Regions from separate parts of the Homo sapiens genome. Here region 2 is linked to region 1. A link is a contact called in ENCODE Hi-C or POLR2A ChIA-PET data. All regions are on one chromosome and are shown on one strand. The core of a region is the stretch at or near the end of the contact, and the rest is flanking DNA. Distances in the headings are between cores, read along the strand shown.

The links. Hi-C counts contacts between places; a loop is a spot of excess contacts on that map. ChIA-PET counts read pairs that join two places held with the same protein, here RNA polymerase II (POLR2A). Pooled maps may share reads with other maps.
Region 2: a loop to region 1 is called in a map of tibial artery, with 2.1 times the contacts of the local background. The contact joins the enhancer-like site here to the promoter of MAP1LC3B in region 1. A Hi-C loop is called at or near these places in 8 of 168 maps with a recorded cell type or tissue (aorta, ascending aorta, dorsolateral prefrontal cortex and 4 more), 1 of 37 single-sample maps with no recorded cell type and 13 of 50 pooled maps. POLR2A ChIA-PET finds 5 or more read pairs at or near these places in 1 of 52 experiments (WTC11).

What each region holds. Positions count from the first base shown.
Region 1 is chr16:87,389,204-87,393,830 of GRCh38, forward strand. It overlaps MAP1LC3B (microtubule associated protein 1 light chain 3 beta), which reads left to right and starts at 3,133. Exons shown (of 4, transcript NM_022818.5): 1 at 3,133-3,264. The coding sequence starts at 3,225. LOC124903747 (a long non-coding RNA gene) reads left to right here. Exons shown (of 2, transcript XR_007065168.1): 2 at 559-1,118. It also overlaps a transcript of FBXO31 not described here. RefSeq lists enhancers at 2,091-3,049, 4,266-4,315 and silencers at 2,566-3,215, 3,236-3,405, 3,516-3,645.
Region 2 is chr16:87,555,921-87,560,351 of GRCh38, forward strand. No RefSeq gene overlaps it. Among named protein-coding and RNA genes, the nearest start is that of JPH3, 44 kb to the right of the region's middle. RefSeq lists an enhancer at 1,189-1,688. Within about 2 kb of position 1,376, at least 14 of the 41 ENCODE cell types and tissues checked have a DNase peak (open chromatin) inside an H3K27ac peak, as active enhancers do; they include ascending aorta, heart left ventricle and heart right ventricle, where a contact is called at or near this core.

The DNA.
Region 1 (4,627 bases), core at 1,883-4,382:
TGAAACCTATGAGCCATCTTTAAACCCCAATCATTTTGGATTCTTTTCTGAGAGCCATGGAAGGATATGTGGCTTTAGATTCAAGTTGGAATTAGAAGTTAGGCGTAGAAGTGTCAGCTTTGCAAATGTGGACTTCAGTCCTATATTTCAAAAACACGCAGAGTAACCCTGGCCCATTACTACACAACTGTCGATGCTACTTCCTCTGGCAATGAACCCAAGGCCTGGAGTAATTTGGTAAAGCTTTATGGATGCCCAAGGGTGGGAAAATATGAGACTCTGCTTCCCCTCCCCCATCTCCATATGCCAGATATCGATTTTTTCCCTTCTTCTTGCATTTGGAACAGTTGTCCAGCAAGAGAAAGAAAAAGCCCATTTCTTACAAAGCAGCAACTCAGCCAAGAACGCACTCACCAGTCAATACTTAATATCATAAAAATCCAGAAAAGAAAGCAACACAGACTCCACTCTTTAAGACTTCAAAACTGATACTTTGTTGTTTGGCAGAAGGTAGGTACATAATATGCGCTTACCGGATTTTTTTTTCTATTTTCACAGAATACAAACCAACAGACTGTAGCCATCTTCTGAACGCTGTCCTAGATCATGTGAAGGCACAGCTTCAGAGGTTAAAAATTTCGGAATCTGGAAACCAGAGAGAATGTTTAAGTACTCTTCTTTATTAATTGTATGACTATCAGAGATGTCTGAGGTAAAGAACTATGACAAAAAAATCAGGGACAGAAAGTGCCACCTGCACAAATGCACCGTTATTTCACAAAAAGTGGTACAATTGGCTGGGCGCGGTGGCTCGTGCCTGTAATCCCAGCACTTTGGGAGGCCAAGGCGTGTGGATCACCTGAGGTCGGGAGTTCAAGACCAGCCTGGCCAACATGGTGACACCCTCTCTCTACTACAAATACAAAAATTAGCTGGGCGTGGTGGCAGGCACCTGTATTCCCAGCTACTGGGGAGGCTGAGGCAGGAGAATCACCTGAACCCGGGAGGTGGAGGTTGCAGTGAGCTGAGATCACGCCACTGCACTCCAGCCTGGGCAACAGTGCAAGGCTCTGTCTCAAAAAACAAATAAATAAAATAAACAGTGGTGTAATAAAGAACTACAACTAACGTCATTCTTCTGATGGTGGGAGTAAATTAATTATACAAGGATCTATGACAGTAGTTGGCTTCTCTAGAAGAAATCCCAACTGTATAAAAGCACTTTGAGAAATATATTTTCTTTCTTTTTTTTTTTGAGATGGAGTTTCGCTCTTTCCCCCAGGCTGGAGTGCAGTGGCAGGATCTTGGCTCGCTGCAACCTCTGCCTTCCGGTTTCAAGCGATTCTCCTGCCTCAGCCTCCCGAGTAGCTGGGATTACAGGCGCCTGCCACCACACCCGGCTAATTTTTGTATTTTTAGTAGAGATGGGGGTTTCGCCATGTTGACCAGGCTGGTCTCGAACTCTTGACCTCGTGATCCTCCTGCCTTGACCTCCCAAAGTGCTGGAATTACAGGCATGAGTCGCCGCACCTGGCGCGAGAAATATATTTTCATACTTTTTTTCTTCTTTTTTGTGGAGGACGGGGTCTTGCTATGTTGCCCAGTCAGGTCTCAAACTCCTGGGCTCAAGCGATCCTCCCAGCCTCTGCCTCCCTGAGAGCTGGGTTTACAGGCTTGGAGCCACCGCCCCCCGCTATTTTCATGTTTTGTATGATTCAAGCTTACAGTGTAGAGTGTATTAGCCTAATCCAATTACTTTATCCAATTGGGATAGAAGAAAGGCTTTTACAAAGTCAAAAGGAGAAATCCTGGAACTATGGGGCTCTTTCAAAGTATTAGATGTTAAAGAACAAAAACAGCCAAATAGCCGGGAGCAGTGGCTCACGCCTGTAATCCCAACTCTTAAGGAGGCCGAGGCGGGAGGGTTGCTTGAGGCCAGGAGTTCAAGACCAGCCCGGGCAACACAGCGAGATCCCGGCTCTACTCCCAGCTTCTCGGGAGGCTGAGGCAGGAGGATCCCTTGAGCCCAGGCGACCGAGGCCGCCGCGAGCTATGATCGTGCCACTGCATTCCAGGCTGGGCAACAGAGCAAGACCCTGTCTCAAAAAAACCCCAAAGAATCTAGTGCTGTTCCTACAGAGACACATTGGCCACAGGCTGAGGTGGGCAATAGCAACCAAATATCGCATGGTGGTTTACGCACTGCAGCCCATTTGGAGTCCTCAAATATGACTGCCCTTTCACAGATGAGTCTGAGACTCAAAAACTGTCACTAGCGTAAGGTTGTCCAGCGAGTTTAGTGGCTGGGAGGCTGAGGGGTAGACAGGGCGGCTAGCGATGTGGGGCAGGCCTGGCAGTCGCCACAGACGACCTAACGGTAGGAAAATCTTACAGCCACCAGGAGAGTTCCAGGCGCCGCGGCAGGGGGACTGGGAGAGGGGACTGCGCCCAGAATGAAGGCTCGGGACAAAAGCAGTTGCGCAAACGCGCCAAGGCTGGGCGTCGAGTGACCGCGGGCGGAGGTCACCAGCGGCCACTCCCCGGAAGCCACCCACGGACCACGCGCGCCCCTGCACGCAGAGGGGGCCAGGGCTCCACGGGCGAGCGGCGACCCTGCCTCCCGGAGACGGCGCGGCCTGCCCTGCGCGCCTCAGCCCCGGGTGCCGGCGTCTCGGGCAGCACCACCAAGTCTCTCTGGAGGGGAAAGGATGGTCGGATTTGCCCCATGTCCCTTCCTCTGACCCCTCCCTCAAGAGTGCCCCGGGACACCCCGCCTGTGGCTCAGCCTCCCCCGCCCCGCGCTGCCATCTCCTCAGGGCCGGGCAGCAGGCTCCCGAGCGCCCACAGACCCGGGGTGCGGCCCAGCCCACAACCGTCACCTCAGGGGCCTCAGGCGCCCAGCGGTGCTGGGCGGGGCTGGGGCACGACCGGGAGCATGCGCAGAGCGCGCGTTTCGCCCATCGCGCACGCGCACACACCTGCTCCGCCCCCACGCTGCGTGCCGCTGCTGGGTTCCGCCACGCCCGTCATGGCGGCGGCCCCGGCCGGCTCTGGCCCCGCCCCTCGGTGACGCGTCGCGAGTCACCTGACCAGGCTGCGGGCTGAGGAGATACAAGGGAAGTGGCTATCGCCAGAGTCGGATTCGCCGCCGCAGCAGCCGCCGCCCCCGGGAGCCGCCGGGACCCTCGCGTCGTCGCCGCCGCCGCCGCCCAGATCCCTGCACCATGCCGTCGGAGAAGACCTTCAAGCAGCGCCGCACCTTCGGTGAGTGTCGCCGCGAGGGCGGCGGGTGCGGCGGGGCCGGGGTCCGAGCTGTGGAGGGCGGCAGGGCCTGGGACGCCGTGAGGGGTCGGGGCCGAGCCGGGAGGCCGAGCGGGGCCGGTGGCTGCCGGCCGGCGGGGCCGAGGGATGCGGGGCCCGGGGCCCCGTGAGGGACCCAGGCCGGGACCGAGCCGGGAGGGCCAGGGGCTGGTCTGGGCCGGGGCGGCCTGCGGACCTCTCGGAGGCCTGGGAGGAGGCAGCCGGCGGAGGGCGGGCGGGGGCCGGTGCGCTCGGGGCCCCGGGCCTGCTGAATCACCCCGCGCCCTCCGCGGCGGGGTGCCTGCCGTACCCCGGCCACCGCCGCCCCCGCAAGCGCGCTGCGGGCGAGGGTCGCGCTTCTGGGGCCCAACAGCCCCCGGGGCCGCGCTGGGCCGTTCGGCTCTGAAGCGGGGCTGCGCCGGGACCCAGCGCGTCACCTTCAGGGCTGGTTTTCCCGTCGAGGGAGCCCGCCCGGGTGCGAGTGCCTCTTACAGACCTCAGTGCCTCGGTCGAGAGGAGGGGAATGTGCTGGGCCCCGGCCTCGCCGCGCCCGGGACGGCCCACAGCGGTGTTGCCAGTTCCTGTCTGTAGCCCAGGAGCTGGGGTGGGAGACTTCTCTTGGGTTTGCGATTACGTTCTCACCTTGGCACCAGGAATACCGAATACATCCCTTTTCTGCCGGTTCAGACTGGAAACCCAGCTTAGGTGTGCTGGCATTTGGTTAAACGTGCAGGTGTCACCATCACAATATTTACTCCACGCAGATGATGCGAAGTGATTATTTCCCGCTTGAGCAAGAGAACGCCGCAGATCCAGGTATCTGTTGTTGCCTAAGTTCCAGACACCGGTTTGGAAGGGAAGCACCGTGTTCATCGCGGTGGACTGCGAATGCCTGCCGCCATCCTCGTCAGGAGCCCACACAGTGGTGCTGTTTGTCTGCTTTTGCCTAGTTTCCCGGAGTCTAGAAAGAGTTTAGCATTCATTTGAGTTTGGATATAGTTTTGCAGGTCTCATTGACCATTATTTTTTTTCTTATGCCTGAGAAACTTAAGCAAATTAAAATGGACCTTAGCTTGCCAAGCATATCTTTTCAGACAGCCTCTTGAGGCAGTCCGTTGGTTAGCAAGACTTACACGTGCCTTTTTTGTTAGTAGTTTTCTTGTTAGTCACCTTAATGAACTCTTTACTGTAGTGTCTAGGCTTATTGAGCCCTGAGAGCAGCATTAAAGACAGATTTTCTTTTCTTTTTTATTTTGAGACAGGGTCTCACTCTGTCACCTGGGCTGGAGTGCAGTGGTGCAATCACAGCCCACTGCAGCCTCGACCT
Region 2 (4,431 bases), core at 126-2,625, 160 kb after region 1:
ACTGGTGCCTAATGGAACAACATGAGGTGGGAAACGCAGTCCGGTGCCCGCTGTGAGTGTCTGTTTGGTGTGATGATGAGTGAGGATGTGTGTGAGGGGAAGCAGCCCCACCTGGGATGGATCAGAGGAGTTGGACTTCGATGGGGTGGAGGCCACGTGGGGGGTGATGCTCTTGTTCTTTCTCCACATTCCATGCACAAAACTAAACCAAACAGTGCTTTTTTTGTTTTTGTTTTTGTTTTTGTTTTTTGAGACAGGGTCTCGCTCTGTCTCCTAGGCTGGAGTGTTGTGGCTCAATCTCAGCTCATTGCAACCTTGACCTCCTGGGCTCAAGCGATCGTCCCATCTCAGTCTCCCAAGTAGCTGGGACCACAGGCATGCACCACCATGCCCGGCTACTTTTTGTATTTTTTGTAGAGATGGAGTTTTGCCATGTTGCTCAGGCTTGAACTCTTGGACTCAAGCGATCCTCCCGCCTCGGCCTCCCAAAGTGCTGGGGTTACAGGTGTGAGTCACTGCACCTGATCCCAAATGAGCTTTTAAAGGAGAACAGGAGGCTCAATGATTGGACAAGGAGGAGGCTGGGCTCTGTTTCCAGGGCAGAGGGAGGGGTCAGGTCAGTTCTAGAGGCCGGCTTTCCCAGTTTACAATGGGGGAAGCCGGGGCCCAGAGGGCAACTGTTGTTAATTAGCGCTGGCGCACTTTTCTCCCCAACCCCATGCGGGTTCTGTCGCACCTGCTCGCTCTTAGGACTGAATGCCCTACGATCCCCACCGAAAGGATGCTAGAGGTTACAGGAGTGGCCCCCTACCGCTCAGCCAGTAACAGGCTTTGAACCCTGCTAAACTCCGGTGGCACAGGCTGCGCGAGGCTTGCGTCTCCTCAGAAGGGCCGCTCCTCTCTGGTCAGCAAAATCTCCTCCCCGCCCAGGAATCTGGACGGCCCCTGCCATTTGCCTGGTTGTTCCCCTACCCGAGTGCCCTCGATTTTCCCCTCTGGCCCGGGCAGGAGCAGCAGGGCTGGATGCCAGGGCCCCAGGGGCAGGGAGGTGAGTGGGCAACACTCCTTCCCCCATGGGTAAGGCAGACACCCAGCCTCGGACCACATCAGAGACGCCTAGGGCCCCAGCCACAGCTGGGATCACTCAGCTGGGTAATGTCTCCACTTCCCGGCCAGGCCAGAGCTTTTCCATCCTGCCAGGACTTTCAAGAAAACAGCTGTCTGGCTGGTGAGTAGAGGGGCCTGGCCCTGGGTGGCCTTCCTGGCTGGCTGGCCCCAGGGACTCAGCAGGCACAAAAACAGCCTCGCTTCTCCCCAGCTGCCAGCTCAAGGTCTGAGGGACCCTGACAGGCCTGTCCTCGGCTCAGGGCTGACCCTTCTTCCCTTCCAGGCTGAACAGAAAGCAAAACATCAGCCTGCTGGCCCGTGGGGGTTGGGAGGGGCGGGTGTCATTGCCCTCTAACAGCCTGGACATTCTTGCAGTCACTTGGGCTCAAGAGGTTTAAAAGTTCCCACTGCTTGGAGGACAAGGACAGGCCAAGAGTGTCTGCTGGTGCAGGCAGTGGATGTCTGATTCCCCCAGGGGCAGGGATTTCCGTGGGACTCATGGAGGACTTTGGGGGCCCATGAACCTAGCAAGAAAAATTTATATGTTTGTTTTCACCAACCTTTAACTCACACACACAGATCCTGGACTCAGGGGGATCAGTCAGCTGTGACTTTGCTGTTCACAGAGACCTCGATAGGGACCCCGCAGCTAGTGTCCAGACAGACATCTCATAGCAGCACTGTCTTTACCTCCTCTTCCAGGCAGGCACCGTGATCACCCCCACTTTACAGATGAGAAAAGCCAGGCTGGGGGATGTCATTACTCAGGGTCCCCGGCTTGTGAACTGCTATTCGAACCCAGGTCCATCTGACCCCTTGGGGTTAATGCACTAAACCAGAATTGCAGGATTCCACAGCAGCTGACCGCCCCACAGAGGCCCACCTCTAGCAGAGGAGATGGGAAGGTTAGAGCTGGTTATTTAATGTGCTATAAAGAAACCCCTATCACTGAATCTCATCTAGAGCTATATACGTAACTGGCTTTGATTATAGTCTATGCATTTATTTATGCATTTAAAACATTATTCTGGGCAGGGATCCACAGGCTTCAATGGAATGGCAAAAGGATCCATGGCATGAAAAGGGTTAAGAACCCTTGCTTTAGAACCTGCTGGTAAAATAATAATGAGGAGGTGGAAAATAGAGTGCCACTTCCATGAGGGCAGGGCCTGCCTGTCTCCACGCACTGCTCTTGTTCTGGCATCTAAAGGAGCTCTTGGTCAGGAACAGCATCTGATTTCCCTAAGTTTACACCTTTAACCTGTTCCCATCTCACTATTCCCATTGGTACCATCGAGGCTGTTGTACAGAGTGCCCTGCAAATGCAGCCTCAAGACAAACCCTTCTGGTGAGGCTGCTGCCGGGACGATTCTCCCATATAAACCCTGGAGCAGCCATGCCCCTCAATAACTACCAATGGGAGAGGTGAGTTCCAGAGGGGTGTGCAGAAATGGCTCTGCAAAACCAGTCCAGGTGCAAATCCTGGCCCCATGATTCACTAGCTGGGTGACCTTGAGTGATTCCCCTAACCTTTCTGGCCCTTGTTTCCTTATCTGTGACATAGGCTTCATCATACAACAAGAAAAAATATTCCATATTTGCTTGATCACATATCTGTGCATTTATTCACCCACCCATCCAACCATTAGACCATTCACTCACCCATTCATCCATCCGTCCATCCATCCACCTATCCATCCATCCAGCCAGCCAGCCAGCCATCCACCCATTCCTCCACCCACCCACTCATCAATTCATCCATTCACCCATCCATCCATTCACCCATCCATCCAGTTATCCATCCATTCATCCATCTACCCATCCATCCACCCATTCCTCCACCCACCCACCCATCAATTCATCCATCCATCCATCCATCCATTCACCTATTCACCTGCCCATCATTCACCCATCCATCCATCTACTCATCCATCCATTCACCCATCCACCTACCCACCCACGCATTCATTCACCCATCCATCTATTCATCTACTCATCCACCCATCCACCCATTACTCCATCTACCCATCCATTCTATTTTTCGATGGGTTTCAGAATACATACATTTCCCCCTAAATACTTCCACATGCAAATCATTAATCAGGCTTTCATATTTCAGAAACTTAATTTTACTTCTAGAAATTAAGGTGGCCAAGTCCTGCCTCCTTCTTGCCTCTCCCTACTCCCACCCTGCCGCTCCAGGCTGAGATATCCTAGGGCAAGAACTAACAGGACCCTCTGAACTCCTCCCGGGCCCCTGGTTTCTGGAGACCCCTCTATGGAGGAGAATCTAAGGACAGCCTGAAGTTGGGGGGTGTGTGTGTGGTGGGGCGGGATGGCGGGGAGGGGTTGCTCCTCCTGAAGCCCTTCAGTGACAGCCAAGCACTTGCTTGTCTGGCTGTTGAGGCTTTTGCTTAACTTCCCCTGGGTGTCTCACCAGCTCTGGCACTGGTGCAAGCTCATCACCTTGGACCAGCTGCCTGTAGAGGTAGTGAGCTCGCCATCACTGGAAGTGATTAAGCAAAGACTGAAAGAAGCTCTGGTGGGGGTGGGAGAATGTTGTAGAGAAAATTTAACCCAGAACAGGGTTAAACTACATCAGGGCTTCTCAACTTCTGCGCTGTTGATATTTTGGGCTGGATAACTCTGTTATGGAGGCTGACCTGTGCACCGCAGGGCATCCTGCAATAGTTCTGGTCTCAATCCATTATATGCCAGTAGCACCCACCCCCTAAGCAAAATGAAAACCAAAAATGCCTCCCGTCATCACCAAATGTTCCCTGGGGGTGAACTTGACCCCAGGAGAGAACATCTGGATTAGAGGAAACCTACGGTCCCTTGGACCTTGAAATTCCAGGGTTGATCCTGCTCCCCAGGGCACCTCCCTCCTCAGTCCCCTCTGTTCATGGTCCTGTAGCCTTTCCATTGCCATGGAAACTGGAATCGTCTTTGCCTCTTTTTCTTCTTTTGCCCACCCCATTTACGCATTCTTTCAACTAACAAAACCCCATGTGCTGGGCCCAGGGGACATGGATGCAAACAGCCCCTGTCTCCTCTTCTGGGGCGAGAGTAACAATGGTCTGACTTCCCTAAGCGGTTTGAGGATTAAGTGAGACGGACAATGCCAGGAAACGTGCCAAGCAAAATGCGAGCGTGCGGTGGACGTCGTCAGCTCTTAGAATTCTAAGCTCTGCAGAGGAGGGGGGCGCCGGGCAATAGAAGAGGCCTGCCGTTGGAAGCAGGGTCTGCAGGGTAGAGGCGCCCTGGGCAGCAGGGCGCAGCAGGGGCGGGGTTGGAAGCAGCATGTGTGTAGTCACAGAAAAG